2 separate regions of the Homo sapiens genome follow, and region 1 is linked to region 2. Evidence: chromatin loops called from intact Hi-C (ENCODE). Cell type or tissue: PC-9. All regions are shown on one strand.

Region 1 (2,500 bases), 140 kb before region 2:
CACCTGAGATAAAAATACCTACTCTGCCTTTCTCACAAAAGTTATTCCTAGGCTTGAATTTTTAAAATAAACTTAAAAGTTTAAAGTAAGACACTTTGGATTAATAATAAGAAATTGACCAGGTGTGGTGGCTCACACCTGTAATCCCAGCACTTTGGGAGGCTGAGGCAGGAGGATCCCTTGAGCTCAGGAGTTCAAGACCAGCCTGAGCAACACAGTGAGACCTCGTCTCTAATAATAAAGCTCAAAAAAAATTAGCCAGGAGTGGTGGTGCACGCCTGTAGTCCCAACTATTCAGGGGACCGAGGTGGGAGGATCGCTTGAGACCAGAGGTGAAGGTTGCAGTGAGCCAAGATCATGCTACTGGACTCCAGCCTGGGTGACAGAGCAAGACCCTGTCTCAAAAAAGAGAAAAAAAAAAAAATAGGAAGAAGAAACTGCATTTTTCTAATCTAACCCACCAGTAGCGAAGCTCTAAAGCTAAGTGATAAGATGCTATTCTCTAAAAACTAACCCCACCCCCAATACTCCATCCCTATCACTCCACCCCAAATATTCAAGGTATATTGTTTTAACAGTCTCCAAAATTTTATTACCATTTGGACCCTCAAATTGATACACTTTGATACTTTCTGCCAATGATGATATTTCCCAAAGAACTTTAAGTAATGTTTGACTATATTGAACAAAATAAAAGATATTAAACTATATTCTGAAGTTACAAAGAAAGTTATACATACTAAATCCTAGAGAAATAACCAGTCACTCTCTTTCATTGTCCACAAAGCAAACTTCTAAAGGTATTAAATAAAACATGAAATGGTGCTATTCATGGCCAGGCGTGGTGGCTCACGCCTGTAATCCAAGCACTTTGGGAGGCCGAGGCTGGTGGACCACCTGAGGTCGGGAGTTTGAGACCAGCCTGACCAACATGGAGAAACCCCGTCTCTTCTAAAAATAAGAAAATTAGCAGGGCGTGGTAGCGCATGCCTGTAATCACAGCTACTCAGGAGGCTGAGGCAGGAGAATCTCTTGAACCCAGCAAGTGGAGGTTGCGGTGAGCCGAGATTGCCCCATTGCACTCCAGCCTGGGAAGCAAGAGCAAAACTCCGTCTCAAAAAAAAAAAAAAACCACGAAATGGTGCTATTCCCACAGATGAGGATTCACTGCCTATATGCACTACTCATTATTCACAATGACTAAAGCCATAAAATATTTCCAAAGAAAAGACAAAGGCCAAGTGTCCAAAGGCAGTAACCGCTACCCCCACAAGTAAATATGCAAGCCAGGAGTCACAAGGCTGGTCCTTGTCCTTTATGTCAACAGTCACCAGCGTGGAGATGACTATGGGTCAAAGCTGTCTATGCCTGAGGCAACTCCCTCCCTGGGACTCAGCCTGGCTCATTTGCTATTGAATTCTCACACTATACGTATATTGATCCCTACTGCAGTAGCAGCACTCTTTCCAGAGAAGGAAATTAACAGACTCTAAGAAACATAACCCAATAATCCACTCCATTGGAAGTGGATAGAGAATTGGGTTTTGGAGACAATAACTTTTCAACTAACATTTAAAATCAACGAGGCAAGGTGCTGTGGCTCACGCCTGTAATCCCAACACTTTGGGAGGCCACGGTGGGAGGATCACTTGAGCCCAGAGTTTGAGACCAGCCTAGGTAACATAGTGAGAACTCAAGAAAAACAAACAAATCAATGATGAAAAAAAGGTATTCTCTGCCACTAAAATATTATATGTCTCTTGATATAACTCATAATTAAACCCACATAATGTAACTAACATAAATAACACTGCTTGGGCTTAGGGTAGGAGTGGTGAACATTCTAGGGCCTACTCAGAATCCACTGCTGATGACAATACCATTGTCAAAGGACAAAATTACAACAGATTTAGTTTAAAGATCAAACTGACTTTCAGTTTAAAGATCAAACTGACTTTTGTTTGCAATTCTGTAACATCTCATTCTTAAAAATAGAATGCGTGTTCTGCTGAGCTAAGCAGAGGGGGCTGGCTTTCTAAGCAGAAAATGGGTTAAGAAAGCACAAACAGGGAACAAAAAGCAGATTATTCATTACAAAGTGACTCTCCTTATAGAGTTAAAACAGAACTTTCTTATCATGCTAGCTCAGGTAAACTGGGTCACCTCTGGTTACAGTGAATTTCATGGTTTTGTTGTTGTTTTTTAAACTGGCCTGTTTCAGTTCAGTTTGATTACATGGCCAAATAAGTTTGGGGGAGGTAATAAGAGACATGGAGTGCTTGTAGTGTTCAGGAGGGGGTTAAAGTTTGAATTTGTTCTAACACACCAGTAGAAATAGAAAAAGAAAATAAGAAAAAAAACTCTACCAATATTTTTAAAGGGTAAAAAAAAAAGGGGACAGTAAGGCATAGAGATGTAGGATATGGAATACAAAAAATAATATGGCACAAACAAGTCCAAATATATCATTAATCATAATAAATGTACACAGACAAACTTT
Region 2 (2,500 bases):
ATATCTTGCTCATACTGAACTGTTGTTCATGTCAACTCTGTTCAAACTCTGTTCTGTTAATACAAGAACTAATTCTCCTTGGCACTCTTTCTACCTAGTACAACTACTTTGTTTTCTCTAGTCTAAAATTTGAAGGCTATGTGTTGTGTTCTTGCCACCTTTGTTCTGTTTTGTTTTGAGACAGAGTCTCACTCTGTCACTCACACTGTCATGCAGTAGGGCAGTCATAGTCACTGAAGCCTTGACTTCCTGGGCTCAAGTGATCCTCCCTCCTCAGCCTCCAGAGTAGCTGGAACTAAAAGTTCATACCACCACGCCCAGCTCATTTTAAAATTTTTTGTAGAGACAGGGTTTCACTGTGTTGCCCAGGCTGGTCTTGAACTCCTGGCCTCAAACAGTCCTCCCACCTCAGCCTCCCAAAGTGCTGGGATTACAGGCATGAGGCACTGTGCTGGCCCTTGCCACTTCTTTCTAGCCTGAGGCATGAGGGTGGTTGAAGACTAGAGATCCACTAGGGCTGAGATCCTTACTTAGGAACTTGACTTTGATATCTCTCTATTGAGTTCTTGTTATTTATCTTATATCTGGGTCTACTTAACCTAGCCAGAGATGTATCCCACTAGTGTGGACTTTGGCTAGCACAGTGTTCTGTTAGAGAGCAAATCCAGGTGATCCTTTCTACCTTAACTGATGGTCTTGTAAAGACTTTCCCTTTTAATGATTTTGTTCCTCAACTTTTCTCAGTTCTGCTTTTCATTCTTGATTCTGTCTGCAAATTATTATTAGTGAGAATTCTCAAGATTTTGTTAGTTGACCATTTTTCTTCAATATTGCTTCTTGTCTGGGATACAGAGAAAAGATTAGAGATGGAAGGATAGGAGACAATCTCTTGCTAGCATTATAATGCCTTTGTGCAAATTAGGAAATAGTGCCCTTTCAGGGAGAACAGGTCTTACAACTTGGCAAATGAACACAGGTTGACTCTCATGCCGTTTACCTCCTCAGCTAAGCATGCTTGAGCAAGGACAACCTACCTCATCATATGCATAATCCTTTTAGGATATGGTACTCATGCCACCAGAATTTATTTTTCTTGCTTTGTCTATCATTCTTAAATGTTAATGACATAATTTTATATCTTTTTTGTTACGTTGTAAGTATAGAATTTGTGGCTATTTTAATTTTTAAATTTTGTTAGATAATTGTGATCTTGTTTCAGTTTGCAATCTTTATTTGGAAATTCTTCTTTTTTTTTTTTTATTTTTGAGACAGAATCTCACCCTGTCATCCAGGCTGGAGTGCAGTGGTGCAATCCTGCTTCACTGCAAACTCTGCTTCCTGAGCTCAAGTGGTACTCCCACATGAACCTCCTGAGTAGCTGGAACTATAGGCATGTGCCACCACACCCAGCTAATTTTTGTATTTTTTGTAGCAGCAAGGTTTCATTCACCACATTGGCCAGGCTGGTCTCTAACTCCTGGGCTCAAGCAATCCACCTGACTTGGCCCCCCAAAGTACTGGGATTACATGCGTGAGCTACCACGTCTGGCCTGGAAATTCTTATGCATGGGGGGATACTGTGAAGCATATATATTTTTTAGTTGCTATTCTGCTTATATATGAAGCATATATTTTAACAACAACCTTTTTTATTCTTCATTAGTGAAGAAAATACTTCCCTTAAAATAGTCAGTACCAATATTTGGTATTGTAGGAAACAAACACCATTGTTTGATGATGATTTTTTATTTCTTGATGGTTAAATGTATCTTATCTTTATAGAAATGTGTTTTTTCAATATTATTTAAAAATTGTTTAAAACATTGTCTTTTTAAATATTGTTTTAGGAGTATCCGATTTTAATCTTCGTGTTGCATTGCAAACACTTCTGAAAGAGTACTGTGAAGTATGCAAATCTCCCAAAGAGAACAAGTTTTGTAGTTTTCTGCAGACATCTAAGGTTCGACCTCGGAAGAAAGCAAGAAAGTACCTGTATGCAGTAGGTGAGAGAGCCCTTAAAAAAGTAATAGAAATTATATTTGTGTTCCAGATCAAACCTTTTTAATATTTTGTTGTTATTACTATACATGTCAGAATATGTGGGTGTGTTGAAGAGGCATATTTAATTTCACATACAGACTACAGATTTATAAACTGCATTTATATATTATGACAAATATGTCTAAAAAGAAATAGCTATTCATTTGATATCTGTTATTCTGTGATCTAAACCTTTGAGTTCGTAGATTATCCAGTTATCAAATAAGTGACTAAAGAAGTGCTGCTTTAAAAGTAAAAAATTTGAATTATTGTGAAAAATAAAGAAAATAAATCTCAAGTTTTTAAACTATTCACAGTATCCTAGTCATTAGGAGTGATAGGAACCAATGATCTCCAAAGTGTGGTTATAAAAGATGATCCATAGGAATATCAGAGGAACATATTACAACTTCTTCTTTTTTTTTTTTTTTTTGAGGTAGTCTTACTCTGTCTCCCAGGC

Evidence for each region. A loop is a pair of places that touch in the nucleus more often than their neighbours do. Peaks named below come from ENCODE experiments on the same cell type or tissue, not always from the same donor. Only the 100,000 strongest peaks of a DNase experiment are listed, where the experiment ranks them.
Region 1: a loop joins it to region 2, with 2.0 times the contacts of the local background. A loop is called at or near these places in 1 of 110 quality-filtered maps.

Annotation. Positions count from the first base shown.
Region 1 is chr1:45,871,114-45,873,613 of GRCh38, reverse strand. The region is part of intron 3 of MAST2 (microtubule associated serine/threonine kinase 2); the gene reads right to left. All of the region lies in intron 4 of LOC105378694 (a long non-coding RNA gene), which reads left to right. Among named protein-coding and RNA genes, the nearest start is that of MAST2, 69 kb to the right of the region's middle. In PC-9, no CTCF peak of the experiment used is centred here; a DNase peak (open chromatin) is centred at 1,263; H3K27ac peaks cover 2,365 bases.
Region 2 is chr1:45,729,117-45,731,616 of GRCh38, reverse strand. IPP (intracisternal A particle-promoted polypeptide) reads left to right here. Exons shown (of 9, transcript NM_005897.3): 4 at 1,848-2,003. Among named protein-coding and RNA genes, the nearest start is that of IPP, 20 kb to the left of the region's middle. In PC-9, no CTCF peak of the experiment used is centred here; a DNase peak (open chromatin) is centred at 966; H3K27ac peaks cover 1,674 bases.